Linked DNA regions of Homo sapiens: region 1 is linked to region 2. A link is a loop called in an ENCODE intact Hi-C map of the cell type or tissue named here. Cell type or tissue: chondrocyte. All regions are shown on one strand. Links, peaks and the distances in the headings refer to the core of each region. The heading gives the core; the rest is flanking DNA. Region 1 overlaps LOC105373390 (a long non-coding RNA gene). Region 2 holds the start of LOC107985839 (a long non-coding RNA gene).

What was found. Hi-C counts contacts between places; a loop is a spot of excess contacts. Peaks named below come from ENCODE experiments on the same cell type or tissue, not always from the same donor. Only the 100,000 strongest peaks of a DNase experiment are listed, where the experiment ranks them.
Region 1: a loop joins it to region 2, with 6 times the contacts of the local background. A loop is called at or near these places in 2 of 110 quality-filtered maps.

Annotation. Positions count from the first base shown.
Region 1 is chr2:2,734,751-2,743,756 of GRCh38, forward strand. All of the region lies in intron 2 of LOC105373390 (a long non-coding RNA gene), which reads right to left. Among named protein-coding and RNA genes, the nearest start is that of LINC01250, 390 kb to the right of the region's middle. In chondrocyte, for the core only: no CTCF peak of the experiment used is centred there; no DNase peak of the experiment used is centred there.
Region 2 is chr2:2,663,905-2,672,910 of GRCh38, forward strand. LOC107985839 (a long non-coding RNA gene) reads right to left here and starts at 246. Exons shown (of 3, transcript XR_001739253.1): 1 at 1-246. RefSeq lists an enhancer at 789-1,481. In chondrocyte, for the core only: no CTCF peak of the experiment used is centred there; a DNase peak (open chromatin) is centred at 5,296.

The DNA.
Region 1 (9,006 bases), core at 2,709-5,208, 70 kb after region 2:
AGTAGCCAGGTTCATAAGGACAGAAAGTAGAAGGGCAGCTGCCAGGAGCTGAGGGAAAGAGGAAAGTTATTCTTTAACGGGGACAATTTCAGTTTTTCAAGATAAAAATGTTCTGGATATTGATTGTACAACAATGTGAATATACCTAACACTACTGAACAGTACACTTAGACATAGTTAAAGTGGTAAAATTTATGCCATGTGTATTTTACCACAATTTAAGAAAAAAGGGGGCATCTCGTGTAAGGTTTGGAAATAAATGCCTGCTAGGCAATCGTTTTGGAAAATGCCTGGAACATAATAGGTGTTCAACAAATTGTTGCCTTTGTAATTTGTAATGACTGTGAAGCGCAGCCACCCCGCAGAGCCCGGGGGTGTTAAGGCAACAATCGTAAATTGAAAGTGCCTGCGATGCCTCATCATCGGGGAAAGGGTGCTGGGAAGGAACCTGTTCTGAGGTATAATAGGAGGTGGGTTCCTGGGAAATTACTGGCTGGGATGATGAAACCACAGCTGAAGTTTGAGCAGCAGACACACAGCCTGTCATGGGGCAGCATTTCTCCATTCGTATCCTGAGCCAACAATTGAGAAGCAGAGCATGCAGACTGTGAAGAGGCTCCTGAAACCAGCCTGTGAGCTGGCCAGGGAGGAATCAGCCCTGAGGGATGGTGACAGGGAGGCTCAGAGAGAGTAGAGCCCAGGAAATATGGACACAGGCTCAGAGAGAGCAGAGCCCAGGGAAGATGGACACAGGCTCAGAGAGAGCAGAGCCCAGGGAAGATGGACACAGACTCAGAGAGCAGAGCCCAGGGAAGATGGACACAGGCTCAGAGAGAGCAGAGCTCAGGGAAGATGGACACAGGCTCAGAGAGCAGAGCCCAGGGAAGATGGATACAGACTCAGAGAGAGCAGAGCCCAGGGAAGATGGACACAGACTCAGAGAGAGCAGAACCCAGGGACGATGGACACAGACTCAGAGAGCAGAACCCAGGGAAGATGGACACAGACTCAGAGAGAGCAGAGCCCAGGGAATATAGACACAGTCTCAGAGAACAGAGCCCAGGGAAGATGGACACAGGCTCAGAGAGAGCAGAACTCAGGGAAGATGGACACAGGCTCAGAGAGCAGAGCCCAGGGAAGATGGATACAGACTCAGAGAGAGCAGAGCCCAGGGAAGATGGACACAGACTCAGAGAGCAGAGCCCAGGGAAGATGGACACAGACTCAGAGAGGAGAGCCCAGGGAAGATGGACACAGACTCAGAGAGCAGAGCCCAGGGAAGATGGACACAGGCTCAGAGAGAGCAGAGCCCAGGGAAGATGGACACAGACTCAGAGAGCAGAGCCCAGGGAAGATGGACACAGACTCAGAGAGCAGAGCCCAGGGAAGATGGACACAGACTCAGAGAGGAGAGCCCAGGGAAGATGGACACAGACTCAGAGACCAGAGCCCAGGGAAGATGGACACAGGCTCAGAGAGAGCAGAGCCCAGGGAAGATGGACACAGACTCAGAGAGAGCAGAGCCCAGGGAAGATGGACACAGACTCAGAGAGCAGAGCCCGGGGAAGATGGACACAGACTCAGAGAGCAGAGCTCGGGGAAGATGGACACAGACTCGGAGAGGAGAGCCCAGGGAAGATGGACACAGACTCAGAGAGCAGAGCCCAGGGAAGATGGACACAGACTCAGAGAGAGCAGAGCCCAGGGAAGATGGACACAGACTCAGAGAGCAGAGCCCAGGGAAGATGGACACAGACTCAGAGAGCAGAGCCCAGGGAAGATGGACACAGACTCAGAGAGAGCAGAGCCCAGGGAAGATGGACACAGACTCAGAGAGCAGAGCCCAGGGAAGATGGACACAGACTCAGAGAGCAGAGCCCAGGGAAGATGGACACAGACTCAGAGAGAGCAGAGCCCAGGGAAGATGGACACAGACTCAGAGAGCAGAGCCCAGGGAAGATGGACACAGACTCAGAGAGCAGAGCCCAGGGAAGATGGACACAGACTCAGAGAGAGCAGAGCTCGGGGAAGATGGACACAGACTCAGAGAGCAGAGCCCAGGGAAGATGGACACAGACTCAGAGAGCAGAGCCCGGGGAAGATGGACACAGACTCAGAGAGCAGAGCCCGGGGAAGATGGACACATTGGCAAGGGCGTTTGTAGGGCACAGCCCTGAAACCATGGAAAGCCATGCTAATCTCATCTTAGAAAGAAAGACCATGTGCAGAGATAAAATAGCACATATCAGGCTCCCAGCTCACAGACATCAGATCAAGACAGCATTTCGCCACAGTGGACAACCGACCCCAGAGGCTTCATGACAAAAAATTCCAGGAAAGTCACTAATAATCCTAGCGAAAACAGGATTTGAGCCAGGAAAAAGTCATTAAGACAAGAACTACCTCAGACAGCACACTCTTTTTTTTTCCTTTTTGCTTTTCTTTTCCTTTTTTTTTTTTCCTTTTGGAGGATTGTTAACTCCTCGCAGTGGCATCAGGGGCAGGAGCAGCTGGGATATTCGGCAGCAACTTGTGTTATCACTGAGTACGATCCCACCTCCTCTGGCCCTGAATGCAGGGATGTGCATAGAATTAATGTGCGTGTGTGTGCGTGTGCATGTGTGTGAGTGTTTGAGTATGTGTCTGTGACAGAGAGAGAGCACCCTGGCAGGCCCCTCCTGTGTAGCTGTGACTGGTTGCTCCTTCCCACATCTCAGGTGGCCACTGGCTCCAAGAGTCCCTTTACATTAAGGTCAGATGAAGAAATTGACAACTGAACTGAAACACAAATGACCAAAAAAACAAAGGTCCAAGACAGGAAAAAAAAAAAAAAGAAAAGAAAAAAGGTGGCAGTGGGCTAGAGTTTCTAGGCCAAGAAGTAGATTCTTAGCCCCCAAAATACTCAGTGTATTCCCCAAGAAGAATTTTGTACCAGAAAGCATTTAGTCCAATTCTTTTCAGCTGACACTTGACACTATTACATTGGTTCAAAAGTAATCATGGTTTTAGCCATGGAAAGTAATGGCAAAAACTGGGATACTTCTGCATCAACCTAATGGTTTAGATTCTAGACAGCAGGCAACAGAGCCTGGCTTGGTCCAACTAAAACAAGACTGAATGGATTCAAAGCACATTGGAGGCATCTGCAGGTTAGTGGGTGGCTCTGTGCCAATGGCAGTGCCTGTGCTGGGGACTCATTCTAGAGTCATATGAGGCCCTGGCATTACGGGCTCCTCCACCAGGCCTAGAATGGTGCTCAGAGCTGGGCAGAGGGTCAGTCAAGTCCTGTTGATTGATTGCTGTTTAAAATAACTGGATGAGTCCGCAGCCATACCACCCTGAACGCACCCGGTCTCATCTGAAATAATTTGATGAGCAAGTTGACTTTAACTATAAGCAGGTTGACTCTCACTCTTGTGGGATCTAAACATCACTTGATGGAACCAGCTATAGAATATTGATTACCGGTTTTGATTTACCAATAAGAAGCCTACTATGTCAGGGATTTTTCTCCCAGCCCCACCCTAGTTAATATGTGAACTTTGATCAAAGCCCTTCACATCTCTGAATCGGTTTCTTATCTGTAAACATGCAGATGTGGTGGAGAAAATACCTTCAGCCCCAACAGCCCACTGTCTGTGAAGCCAGCAGAAGGCTGTGCACAATGAGAGGAGGCGAAAGGCCTGGCGCTCGGGGATTTGCACCGCCAGGGCGCCGGGGCCTCTCGTTCAGAACAGGGGCCCCATCGCACGGCCTTTGGTGCATCCAAGAGCCACAGAAGAGCCCTTGTGCAACTGGCCAGAAGCCTCCCATCCCACCTGTCTCCTGACAAGGACCAGGCTGGACATTCTCTGACAGGGAGGCTGCTTCTCAAAGGGCAGAGAGACAAATCAGAGACGATTGTCAGGAGCAGTTAATGGTGATTGCTCCAATTTTCCCCTGGTAATAGTTAGTCTGCGGTGCACCTCTAGCTCCAGCCATGAATATTTAACAAGAGAATATGTCATCAGAACAAGCCCCCACAGCCAACGAATTAATATTAATGGGGCGAAAATTGAGCCTCCTACTGAACCCTTGGAGAAGTCTGTAAAGGCGGTGATTACGGACGAACTCGGATGATCTCAGAGCTGACCTTACCCTGGGCAGCTCTCAGCAGCAACCACGTGAAAAACAATTAAACATTCAACGTGGCTCTCCCACCAGCCTGGAATTGGAGGCTTAGGTGCTCCTGACAATGTGCATTTCAAAGTTGATCTGCAGAGCAGCTGACAGGTCAGGCAGAGTCACGGGAAGAAGCCTTGGAAAAGAGCAGGGCATGAACGAGGCCAGCAGGGGATGGATCATTGGCTTAGGACCAGACAGAGCTGGAGGCTCAGCCCAAGGCCCCGTGAGGCAGGTGAGGAGCCCAGGACAGAGGGGCTGCCAACTTCCTCGAGCTGACGTCTAACTGGGAGCAGGGACCCCATTACCCAACATCAGCCCCGACCCCTACATGGTGTCTAAGTAGTCCCTGGCACAAAGTGAAGGTTCAGTAGAGATGAGCTTGCTCCTCCTGGGCCTCAGCACCATGCAGAAGGGAGGCCCGGCCTCTGTGCTCACCTCGGTGGCATCAGCCCCAACCTCTACACGGTGTCTAAGTAGTCCCTGGCACAAAGTGAAGGTTCAGTAGAGATGAGCTTGTTCCACCCAGGCCTCAGCACCATGCAGGAGGGAGGCCCTGCCTCTGTGCTCACCTAGGTGGTAACACCCAGGCACATTTTCTGCAGGGCATTTGAGCAACTCCATTCCCACGCAGGGCCATGGGCGCCGACACGTCCAGCACTGGCGCAGGTTGGTTCAGGCAAGGAGAATTTCTGGCAAGTCTGATCCTGTCATGTCCTGATGCTCAACACATTTATGTGTATTCATCCAGTTATTCATTCATTCTATCAACATTTCCTGAGTACTGAAAAACATGATGACTGATCTGGCCTTGAAAACAGCAAAATCATTCTCCCCATGGCTCAGGCCTAGTAGTGTAGGGGACAATGAACAAGAGAAATATGTAAAGTATGTAAACTGTTGGAAGTATCCTAAAAAGAAAAAAAAATAGATGCCAAGCACAGGAAGTGTGTGGGGTAAAAATTGAGAAATGAGGTTGAGAGAGAAGCCTCAGTGAGATGGGTACTATAAAAAAAATGTGAGAGAGGAGGCTGATGGAGGAGCACCTGCTGGACTGAGGGAGGAGGCTGATGGGGGAGCACCTGCTGGAGAGAGAAGGAGGCTGATGGAGGAGCACCTGCTGAAGAGTGGAGGAGGCTGATTGAGGAGTACCTGGTGAACTCAGGGAGGAAGCTGATAGAGGAGCACCTGCTGGAATGAGGATGAGATAGAAGGAGTAGCTCCTGCTGGACTGAAGAAAGAGGCTAATGGAGGAGCACCTGTGGAGTGAGGAAAAGGTAGATGGAGGAGCACCTACTGGAATGAGGAGGAGGCTGATATAGGAGCACCTGCTGGAGAGAGGAGAAGGGAGATTGAGGAGCCCCTGCTGAACTGAGGGAGGAGGCTGATTGAGGACCATCTGCTGGAATGAGAAGGAGATGAAAGGAGTAGCACCTGCTGGACTGAGGGAGGAGGCTGTTGTTGGAGAAGCACCTGCTGAGGTGAGGAGGAGGCTGATGGAGGAACACCAGCTGGAGTGAGGGAGGAGGCTAATGGAGGAGGACCTGCTGGAGTGAGGGAGGTGGCTGATGGAGGAGCACTGGCTGGAGTGAGGAAGGAGGCTGATGGAGGAGCACCTGCTGGACTGAAGGAGGAGGCTGATGGAGGAGCACTGGCTGGAGTGAGGAAGGAGGCTGATGGAGGAGCACCTGCTTGACCGAGGGAGGAGGCTGTTAGAGGAGCACCTGCTGGAGTGAGGGAGGTGGCTGATGGAGGAGCACCTGCTGGACTGAAGGAGGAGGCTGATGGAGGAGCACCTGCTGGACTGAGGGAGGAGACTGATGGAGGAGCACCTGCTGGAGTGAGGAGGAGGCTGATGGAGGAGAACCTGCTGGACTGAGGGCAGAGGCTGATGGAGGAGCACCTGCTGGACTGAGGGAGGAGGCTGAGGAAGGAGCACCTGTAGGAGTGAGGAGGAGGCTGATGAAGGAGCACCTGCTGGACTGAGGGAGGAAGCTGATAGATGATCACCTGCTGGTGTGAGGAGGAGGCTGCTGGAGAATCCCCTGCTGGCGTGAGGATCAGGCTGATGGCAGAGCACTACAATAAATGGGAATATCAATGCCACAGCTCTTAGGCCTGAGCCTGCCTAGTTTCTTTATTTTTCCTTCTTTTTTTTTTTTTTTTTTTTTTTTTTTTTGAGACAGAGTCTTGCTCTGTCGCCCAGGCTGGAATGCAATGGCGGGATCTCGGCTCACTGCAAGCTCCGCCTCCTGGGTTCATGCCATCCTCCTGCCTCAGCCTCCCAAGTAGCTGGGACTGCAGGCACCCGCCACCATGCCCAGCTAATTTTTTGTATTTTTAGTAGAGACAGGGTTTCACCATGTAAGCCAGGATGGTCTCGATCTCCTGACTTCGTGATCTGCCCGCCTCGGCCTCCCAAAGTGCTGGGATTATAGGCGTGAGCCACTGCACCCAGCCGAGCCTGCCGAGTTTCTTTAAAGACCAGGAGGCGTCTAGCATGGGTAATGTGGAATAAGCACAAGTGACTATGGAATCCAGTGGTCAGAGTCCTGATGGAGGTAAGATCACGTAGGACTCTGTCCCACAGGCTTCGATTTAGGTTTAATCTGAGTACACAGCAAATCTTATGAGTATCTTGCTTTTAATCAGTGGAATGCTCATGTATCATTTGTGTTTTACAGTGACTTTGGTTCCTGTGCTGAGCATTGACTCTAAGGTTCAAGGTGAGTGCAGGGAGAGTGGGTTGAGACCATTTTTATACCCAGACAGAAGAAGCTGTTGAGCAGTAGTCATTGCTGTTTGTATTTTGTTGGCACACTCAACAGGATTTGAAGATGGATTAGTAATGCATTCAGAGAATTAAAAAAAAGAGATAAAAGTCATTCTTATGTATTTGGGCTGAGTAACTGGAAGGATGTGACAATCATTAGCTGACTTAGGAAGAAAGCAAGAGAAGCAGGCTTTGAAGTTCACATGGGACCTCTTGCAGTTGTTGAACACCTAAGCAGAATTGCTGTACACACACAGTTTTATAGATGAGTGTGGAGTTTGTGGAGAGAATGGGGCTGCACATATGCAATGGGACTCATCAACATCCAGAGGGTGTTTAGAGCTATGACTCTGAATGGAATCAGTAAAGCATAAATGTGACCATAATAAAAACATTTCAAAGACTAAGCCCTGATGTGCCAGCTTTAAGTTATCTGCAATGGAGACTGAGAAGAAGGAGACAGAGCAGTAGGAGAAACATGAGGCAGGTGATGTCCTGAAGGCCACATAGAGAAATGGCTTCAAGGAGGAAAGAACAAGGCCTGATCACTTGATATTGATGAGAAGAGTTTTGTTGGAGGATGCAGAGAAGACTGATGGCCGCTGTGAGAGCATAGCAGGGGAGAAGTGGAGGAAGTGCAGGTAGGTACCCTTTCAGGGAGTTTGTCTATCAAGGGAACTAGATACACAAGGTGATACCTTGAGGACAAAGAAAAGTCAAGAGGATTTACTAAGGAATGAAGAAATAAATCATGTGTATCTGCTCTTGGAAATAAAACAATAGAGAGAAGAAAGGGACAATGCAGGATTTAGAGTGAAGAATGTCTGGAAAATAAGGTCTTTACAGAGGTGAGGCCACTGAGACCTAAGGAAAAATGGAGGGATTATACTTAGCTAGACAGGTGCAAAGGTCACCCTCCATCAAAGGAAGAAAGGGAGGATGGATGGACGGGGGGATGGAAGGAGTGACGAATGGCGGGGTGGGCAGATGGGTGGATGTGAAGGTATGTGGGTGGCTGGCTGGTGTTGTACATGGAATGGATTAGTGAATATTCACTTATTGTCACCAGCTCTCTGGTGAAATCTGTGGCCGCAGTGAATGGTTGTAGCCTCTCACTCAGAGCTGCCTTAATGCTCATGGATTTAAGACCCAGAGAGGTTGATAAAATTTAGCTAATGAGCACGATAGCAGGTAACAGAAACAAAGAGGTCAGGCTTTGTTTCCTAGAGACATACTGGTGATGTCATTTGTGAATGAGAGCCTCCCACACAGCTGCTGTTCTCTGACTGCTCAGAAAATTGTCTCTCTAGAATGCCAACTTAATCATATCACTTCCCTGCAAAAAAAAAAAAAAAAAAAAAAAAAAAAAGAAAGGAAGAAAAGAAAAGAAAAATGCCTCACTGGCTTGCCCTTGGGATAAAATAAAAAATTCTTAATGTGACCTACGGTTCTCACCATCCCTACTTCTTTCCTGTGTGGATGAAATGGCTATTGCAGCCTAACGCACCACTCCAAAATTTAGTGGTTTAAAATTACAGCTATTTCTTACTTCTCACTGAGTCTATGAGTCAGCTTGGCAGCCCTTCTCATGGGGGCTGGATCTGCTGATCTCAGCTGGGCTCATGCTTGAGTCTGTCTCATTGACGGGGGAGCTGGAGCTGGCTGGCCTAGGATGGCGTTGGCTTGTGTCACTGGCCTCTGCCTGGGCGGAATTGAGAGAGACAGACAGAGAGGGAGTGGGAAGAAGCACACAGGCCTTTTGAGGCTGAGGCTGAGGCTCAGAAGGGTTTGTGCTCACCATGTCCTTTTAGTCAAAGCAAGGCAGGCCCGGTTTTGGCGGCAGGGTGGCTGGAGGGGTTTAGACTCCAACTCCTGAAGGCAGAAGCTGCAGGCTCAGAGTGAGAAGGTCACGAGTCCCCAGAGGATGCAGAGATGGGCGTGTTTGCAATCCACCTGCCTTACCCTGCACAGCACATGCTCCTTCATTCCTCCAGCCCTGCCCTCTGCCCACTCTCTCCGCTCCCTCCCCACCTTGAGACCCTTGCACGTGTCGTTGTGTGTGTCTGCAAGAT
Region 2 (9,006 bases), core at 4,037-6,536:
AGCACTTTTCACCCCAGCTCCCAGTAAAGGTCAGTGTGAGTGTGTGGGTGTCCCACGTCCTCCCTGTGTGGGAGTGTGTGAGGGCGTCACACAGGACACACACGCAGAGACAAGGAATACACTCACACACACTCACACACAGAGAGGACACGGGATACACTCTCCATACTCAGACACACACAGGGCATGGGACACTCACACACACGCACGGAGAAGACACAGGACCCTCTCACATTCACACGTGCAGACAGGACACCCCCCCACACACACAGAAAAGGACATGGGACTCTCACACACAGAGAGGACACAGGACACACACACACGCAGACAGTACACCCTCAGACACACAGAGAGGACATGGGACCGTCTCACACACCGAGAGGACACAAAACACTCTCACACACACAGAGAGGACACAGCACCCTCTCACACTCGTAGACATGACACTCTCAGACACAAACAGAGAGGACATGGGACACTCACACATGCAGAGAGGACACGGGACACACACACGCAGAGAGGACATGGGACACTCACACTCACACACAGAGAGGACATGGGACACTCTCCATACTGAGACACACCCAGAGGGCATGGGACACACTCTCATATGCTCACACACACAGGCTATACACTGACATTTTTCCACGCACATGAAGAGGACCCCCTCTCACACACACATACACTGAAGACATGGGACACATTCTCACACACAGAACACAGGAGGCACTCATGTACTCACACATAGTCACACACTCACACAGAAGACACAGGACACACTCACATACACACAGATACAGACAGCACACACACAGGACGTGGGACTCGCTCTCACACACACACATGCACACAGAAAATACGGGGCACAGTCACAGACTCACGCATGGGGGACACACTCATATACTCACACAGACAGCACACAGTCACACACACCTAGTAGCACACATACACTTTGCACACATCTGTACACACACCCCACACGTGTGCACACACCCCACACGAGCACATCCCCCCACGCGTGCACACACACACATATGCACGCACCCCGCACACCTGCACACTCACTCTCATCTCTACTTCTCTGAAGCCATCACCCGGGCAGGTCCACCTGAGGCTGCCTTTCTCTCCATAAGAGGATTTCCTGGCTTCCACCTCTCAGTCCCCACTGCCGTGCTGTCCAGTGTGAGTGGCTGCCTCTGGCCCTGCTAGGGCCGTCGTCTGCTCTCTGGGTCACAGGCTGCCTGGTCCACCGGCTGCACCCCTATAAGTTCTCGTGAGACCTGCAGAGCCCTGGGCCCTGGCCTGCCCATGCCCACCCACCGGGGAGCTCCTTGGCTCAGGCTCACAGGTTCCAAGGCCTCCGAGTTACTCGGGCTGTGCACAGGCCGCCAGCTCACTCACACAGACAGAGGCCCTCGCTGACTCACACAGTGGCCGCCAGCTCACACACAGACAGAAGCCCTCGCTCACTCACACAGAGGCCGCCAGCTCACTTACACAGACAGAGGCCCCCAGCTCATTCATGCAGACGGAGGCCACTGGCTCACTCACATGGACGGAGACCGCCAGCTCACTCACAGAGACAGAAGCCGCTGACTCACACAGGCAAAGGTCCCTGGCTCACCACACAGACGGAGGCCCCCGGCTGACTCACAGATGGAGGACACGGGGCTCCTGGGTTTCCCTCCTGCCGACAGCTGGAGCGACCGGGGCAGGCCTCACCTTCGTGGGAAGGGGAGTCAGGTGCCCTTCCACAGCAGGGGGTCTAGACACAGCCCTGCCTCACGGAACCCAGCCCCGGCTCACCTCCTTCCCCAAGGCCTCACTGTGCCCAGCCCCATACCCAGCACACGCAGGCCCTCAAGGACACTCTACTCTCAGGGACATGTGCCCTATGCACCAGGCCAGCTTGGCCACACCCAACCCTTCTTTCACTGTCCAGGCCCAATGAGGCCTTCTCCTCGAGTCCTCCTGGACTCCCGGGAGGTGCCAGGTTCCCTCTGCATCCCGACTGCTGGCTGCCACTCCCCTCACCTCGCTACTGAATGCACTCATTTTCCTGGGCTCATGGCTACCACGCTGAAGTCGGCCCCTTCGTCGGTCTTCCTGCTGCACCCTTCCTCTCCACACCATGCTCTCCATTCCGGGATCTCACACGTGCATTTGATAAGTTACAAGTGCTTGTTGAGAAATGCCGGTGTCCTGTCCCATCTCCATGAAAGCCGAGGTGGGCCCCTGGGTGCCTGCACGCAGAAGACCCTCTAAATCCTTACAGAACAGGTTACTCTCTGCATTCCCAGAATGGAGCAGTGCCTGGGATAGAGCAAGGGCCTCAAACGTGCCTGTCCACTGAAACTGGAACTGGTGAAGCTCCCAATTTAACAGCATGTAGATACCATGCATAGCAGTACCGAGGTGTTAGAGTTCTGTGTATGTGCTCCATTTCACTTACTTTCTCCATTTTTCCCCGCATTGATTTGCCTCAAATGGTGAAAACATCATTGCATATTTTAGACAGAGCAAAGCCACAAAGAGGTTCCTATTACTTAAAACCTATTATTAACACCAAGCGCTCCCCAAAGCCAGGTGTAGGATATATTTATACCACATTTAACTGTTTGAATTTCAATTTCAAATGGATAACACATGGACTGAGCAATCATGCAAAGGCATTCCTCTTCCTGGGCATGGGGACGAGGCTGTTTGTTGTTTGTTTGTTTGTTTTGAGACAGAGTCCCGCCCTATTGCCCAGGCTGGAGTACAGTGCTGTGATCTCAGCTCACTGCAACCTCCGCCTCCAGGATTCAAGCAATTTTCATGCCTCAGCCGCCCGAGTAGCTGGGATTACAGGCATGTAACACCACACCCAGCTAATTTTTGTATTTTTTAATAGAGACAGGGTTTCGCCATGTTGGCCAGGCTGGTCTGGAACTCCTGACCTCAAGTGATCTGCCTGCCTCGGCCTCCCAAAGTGCTGGGATTACAGGTGTGAGCCACCGTGCCCGGCCATGCTGCTGTCTTTGTAGAGAAAGCTTCAGTCCCATGCCAGACCTAGAGGGCCACAGCCTCTGTCCTGAACTTGGCCACTTCAGCTCACTCTTTGACTTTTGTAATAGCCCTTAAGTGACTTCACTGATCCCCACCTGTGGCAGTGAAAGCTGAATGTACACTATGCACTGTGCTGAGCAGTTACTACTATCTGAAGGCTACCTGGAAACACATGCGAAGCTTTGAGGGGTCTTTGCCCATAAACCCCGACACCTTCCAGCAAGGGTCCTCTTCCGGACGGCAGTGGGTTGCCTTGAGACTCAAGTTCACAACCAGGCTAGGAGATGAGGACTCCCAAGCTCTCCATTCAGAACCTCCAGATGGGACAGGAGCCCAGACCTGCATTCTGCAGGCCCATGCTGAGGTTTATTGTCAAATGCAAGGGAGGGTCGGTTACGGGTTCCCCAGGTGATATGGAGGGCACCAGTCACAGTGACCACCTGTCAAATGGAGGTGATGATTTAATGCAGCAGACGTGTTGTGGAAACGCAGAGATCTCCGATACACATTCCTGGCTAGCAGTAGCTGCTCAAGAAACATCACTCCCCATTTTGTAACACTGCAGCCTATGTGCAGGGAGATAACTGTTCCATGGGAAACAGCAGCCCTGGAGGAAAAGGACTCGCGTTTGAAATGTGGTTGACATCTCCCAGGTGATACAGCTTAATCTCTCTGAACCTCGGATGTCTTATCTGTAAATAGTGAAGACAAGTGCCTCACAGGGCTGCTGTCACGATTAACCATGAGGTGCTGCACAGCAGAATTCCTGTCAGCGCCCAGTTCTTTTCCTGCACAGAGAGCTCAGGTGCACATTGACCTGGTGCAGGACATCAGTCTCGGCTCTTCCAGGTTGGATGCCAGCCTCAGTCTCAGAGCTCAGGCACCTTCCAAGTCCCTTCCCCTCCCACTTGGCCACTTGCCACCAGACAGCTCCCTCTAATTTCTCCCCACTTGGCCCAGCCATGAGCCCTGGCCAGGCCACCTGGCTGTGATCTGGTGATCACACAGTCCACCGCTGTGTAGTGCACAAGAGGCTGGACATCCAGTGCATCGAGTATGTGTGTCAGCTCTGCCTAAGTCAACCTCTCCCTGGCAATGCTGAAAACCTCAGTGAAGTTAAGAAAACAGGTTGCAAGGTTCATGTTACCTTGGGGTCACTTTGTGAGTCCCATAGCTGTGGCTGGAAGCGGGTACTGGAGTATCCTCTGGAAGAGAGGATGGTCAGTTCTGAGCGCTATGCACATCACTGAAATGGAAACTGCAGTCATGATTAACCCCTCTCTCTTCAGTGCATCTGAAGACTTGGATGAGTGCTCCTGATTCCAGGTCATCTTCACAATGCAACTGAAGCACCCTTCGAGCTCTGTCTGTTCCTGATTAAAACTGTCACCTGAAGAGATGCCACATGATTGCGGAGGCCAGAGAAGCGGCCGAGTAGGGCTGCCTGGAGTCATTGTCCACCTCGGCCTCCACAAAAACGGCCTCCCTCATGCAGAAGACCAGCCCTGCAGACTGCTGGCCATAGTGGGCCACACCTGTCATTCGCTTAGCGGAATCTTGATTTGTTCAAAAGAATGGCACCCTTGCCTCTGTGGCTGCAAAAAAACTTCTGGCCAATGCCCAGTGGTCCCGACAGGCCCAGGGGAACTCGACCAACCCCTCCACCCTCAGTGGCCAGGGGCCCCACACCCATGGCCTCCAGTGCGGACCCTGCCTGCCCGTGGGCTGTGCTCCCTCTTCCCCCACACCGTACACTCCCGGCTCATTCCTGCCTTGGCTTTTTACGTGCGAAATACAAATCCTCCGTTCTTCACTCTCCTGCAGCCAAGCCTGCTTCCCGGGGTCTCAGCAGTGTCTCCAGCCAGGAAGCCCTGAGTACTCCCTTGGTGTGGGACCTCCAGGACAGGCCTGCGAACTGCTGATGGTCTCACCCAGGGTGACGCGGGTGATTCTGGCGGCGTGTGAGGGGTCAGAATGATTCACAGAAGGGCCCCGAGGATCAAGGAGGTGTCCAAGGGGCTGCTGCCAGCCAAAGCTCGGAGTGAAGCTGCATTCACGGAGCCCAGGGAAACGGCAGGAGCCTCACTTGGGGCGACGCCTGGTCCAGGTGCAGCCACAGCGGGTTTGCTGCATCTCTGTGTGGAGCAGCCACAGCTCAGGTTCTGTTCCCCCCACCCCCCTTATCGGGCTCCAGTCAGGCCCCAGCACACACATGGCCCGGTGGTGGGACACGGGTGTCAGGTAGCTGCTGCAGGGCAGGGCTGAGCAAACAGGATGTACCTGCCCCTGGCTCAGGTGGGCTCAGGCCCCTTCATGCAGCGAGGAGTCAGGGCCCCCGAATCTCTGGGAGGACGCATCCTAGGGGATTTCCTCCACGGTGTTGGAATTGAAGGACTTAATGACGTCCCTTCCCATGCGCACAGTGTCCCAGGCACGTGCCTCAGCCTCACATGCCGGGGCACAGGGCTGCCCTGCGAGGTGGGAGGAAGACCTAGGTGAGGACCCGGAGCCAAGGGCTTTCCTGACCGTGAAATTGCAGGTGAGGACCTGGAGCCGAGGGCCGGTTCTAGCTGCTCCAAGCGCCCGAGGGCCAACGTTGGCAGTGGCCTCCAATGCCCTGAGCCTCATGACCCTTCATCAGCGTGACTGGTGACAGTGGCCACAGGCCTGCGGACCTGCCTGGCCAAGCGGCCTGGGGGAGCTGGCCCATTGAGTTTCTTTCCTGGTCACTAGGAACTAGAACACAGAGGTGTGGGTTGGCTTCTCTGGATGCTTGAACTGAGAAAAGTTAGAAGTCAGATGGGACCCAGAGAGGGTGGAACATTTTTGAGCTATAAAAACGAGAGAATGGGACAGAGCAGAGAGGCAGCAGTGGAAGGTGGGAGTCCGAGAAGAGGGACAGAGTCACAGAGGGAGAGCAGGACCCCTGGGGCCCCACACCCCAGCCCTTCATCCAAGCCTGAGAGGGGTTTGTGGCCGCTCCCACCCCTGGAGCCCCTGAGCTCGGACCGCATCCCCCGACCCCTTGAGTCCCTGAGCTGGGACTGAGTCCCCCAACCCCTGGAGCCCCTGACCTGGGACCACATCCCCCGACCCCTGGAGCCCCTGACCTGGGACCACATCCCCCAACCCCTGGAGCCCCTGACCTGGGACCACATCCCCCAACCCCTCAAGTCCCTGAGCTGGGACTGAGCCCCCCAACCCCTGGAGCCCCTGACCTGGGACCACATCCCCCAACCCCTGAAGCCCCTGGGCTGAGACTGCGTCCTTCAGTGATCTCAGCTTCGTGTTTCTGAGCTAACGGCAGCACATTCCAACTCCAGGATTGCCGAGCTCGTGTTCATCCCTGAGCTTTATCGAGTGTTCTCCATGGGCCAGTTACCCCCCATTCATTCTATGTGTGCCACTTCAAGGAAGATTCATGTCTCGCCTACCATGAGAATACTACTTCATCTTGTCCCCATCGTACACATTTTAAAATCAGAAAACAAAAATATGAGACAGAGAGAAAATGGGTGGTGTGCATGACACAGCAGGACCAGGAGGCCACAGAGTGCCTGGCCGGTGCAAGAGGGAGAAGCCTAGGGCTCTGCACTGTCCCACGGAGATGGAGCTGCCCAAATGGAGCAGGTCGCCCTGACACTGAGCCGGTCTCTCCTCCTCTAATTCATGCTTAATTGCCTTTCATGAAGCCAGCTGTACAAGGCAAAATGCCTTTGCTGGGCTGCCTTTTGAAAAGTTCTGCTCAGTTCGTCTCCCGCTCTCCATCTTGGTTCAGCCCAGGCTGCCATCTCCCGTTCCTTCACCACTGCAGCCAGGCACCTCTCCAGAGTCAAGTCCAACAATGCTGGTCCTCACTTCACTGTCTTTATGGTTCCCCAGAATCGACCTCCAGTCTATTTCCATATTTTCAGGGTTCTTTATCACCTGACCTCTACCTGAGTTTACTCCTTCACCCTGTCACCCCAAATCCAACTTCACAACCCAACCCCAGAGCCAGCACGACCTTATTTGCTCATGATACTGACAAAAACACAACAGGAATTCCTGCCTGGTGGAGCCTGCAGTGTCTGGGGGAGACAGACAATGAAGAGTGAACTGAATGAATGAGAAAGCATAGAGTTTGTTAAAGGTTAAATGTGCTGTGAAAGAAAGAGGAAGCAGAGGGGTCCAGGAGGCCCAGGAAGGTGAGCGTGGGGGATAAGCAGAGTCAGCGAGGGTGGCCACGTCACCCCTATTGAGAAGGAAGTGTTTGAGGGAAAGCTTGCAAGGATGGGGGAAAGAATCCAACAGGCTCTGGGGGAAGAATTCGAGGCAGACAGAAAAGCCATGAGAAGGCTGGGCGTGGTGGCTCACGCCTGTAATCCCAGCACTTTGGGAGGCCGAGACAGATGGATCAGGAGATCAAGACCATCCTGGCCAACATGGTGAAACCCCGTCTCTACTAAAAAAATACAAAAGAAATTAGCCAGGCTTGGTGGTGGTCACCTGTAGTCTCAGCTACTTGGGAGGCTGAGGCAGGAGAATGGCGTGAACCCGGGAGGCAGAGCTTGGAGTGAGCCGAGATCACGCCACTGCACTCCAGCCTGGGTGACAGAGCAAGACTCTGTCTCAAAAAAAAAAAAAGAAAAAAGAAAAAAAAAGAAAAGCCACAAGAAGGACCTTAAGGGAGCTGTGGAAGAAGCACTTCACAGGGGGAAGATCGTACCTTCAGTTCCGGACGGGCGAAGCTGGAAAAGCCTATTTGACACTCAGGCCGGATGTGAGGTAGACAGAGCAGGAATGGGTGTGAGCTGGAGAACATCTATCAGCTGGTGAATCCTCGTCAGAGAGACATCGTTGAAAATGGAGGGAAATGCTACGAAGACCAAACATTGAGCCCTGAGTCAAAAGGGCCACAGTTAAAAGGTCTTCAAGATGTGTAAGGACCAGCAGGGAGTCTGAGAATGAGCAGTGGGTTCAAAGGGAAACCAAGATGGCACCATGTTCTTCGAGCTGGTGAGTCCTGCTTTCCAGGGACAATGGGCCATGACTACGCTGAGGGAGTCCCAGAAGGGCAGCCGCATGGGGCCTTCGTCATCATGGGGCCTGGGCGAGGCAGAAGTCCAGCTGGAGTGAGTTTAAGACAGAAAAGAAGGGGAGGAATTGGAATTCACAGGATGACCCAAGGGTTTTACTGCAAAGAGGCACAGATCCCTGGAGCAGCAGCTGAAAGGGCGGATTGGGTGAAACACATTACTAACTAAAAAAAAACAGATGGCTACAAAGACCCAAGGAAATAGCATTGATCTGAGAAACAAAGAACTGCCATTTGAATATACTGAATCAGGGCAGCCCTGAAGAGCGTCTTGCGAGGCAGGCGCGTGAGGGGGTTTGGAAGGGGATTTTCACAAAAAGCTGGTTTTCGAGGCCTTTCCTTGATGAGGCCCTGAGTCCTACTCAGCCCCGCTGTCCCCAGGTCCTGGCCGTGGCCTGGTAATCACATGGCCCATCACCGTGTGGTGGACAAGAAGCTGCACAGCCAGAGAGTTAAGCAACTGCGCCAGCGCTGCCTAAGTCAGCCGCTCCATGGCAACGCCAAAAATCTCAGGGAAGCTGAAAAAGCAAAACCTTTAAGGAAGCCAGGTTTATATTGCATTTAGGGTCACTCTGTGAGTCCTGCAGCTGGGACTGGACACGGATACTCGTGTATCCTCCGGAAGAGATGATGGTCAGTTCTGAGGGCTGTGCCTGTCTCCAACATGGCCATTTGTTGGCTTGGCAGAGATCCTAAACTGCAAACCTGTTCTGCTTGGTGAGATAATCAGTGTGGTCCTAGTGAAGAGTTGTAGAAGGCTGGGGGACAGTGACTTCAGTTGCTTCCTCAAGTCTACCGGAGCATCTAGCAGGTGTGGGTGCAATGCTGTCACCATCTTCCAACCCCTCTTTAGAAAGCCTTAGTTACCTCACCTTCCACAT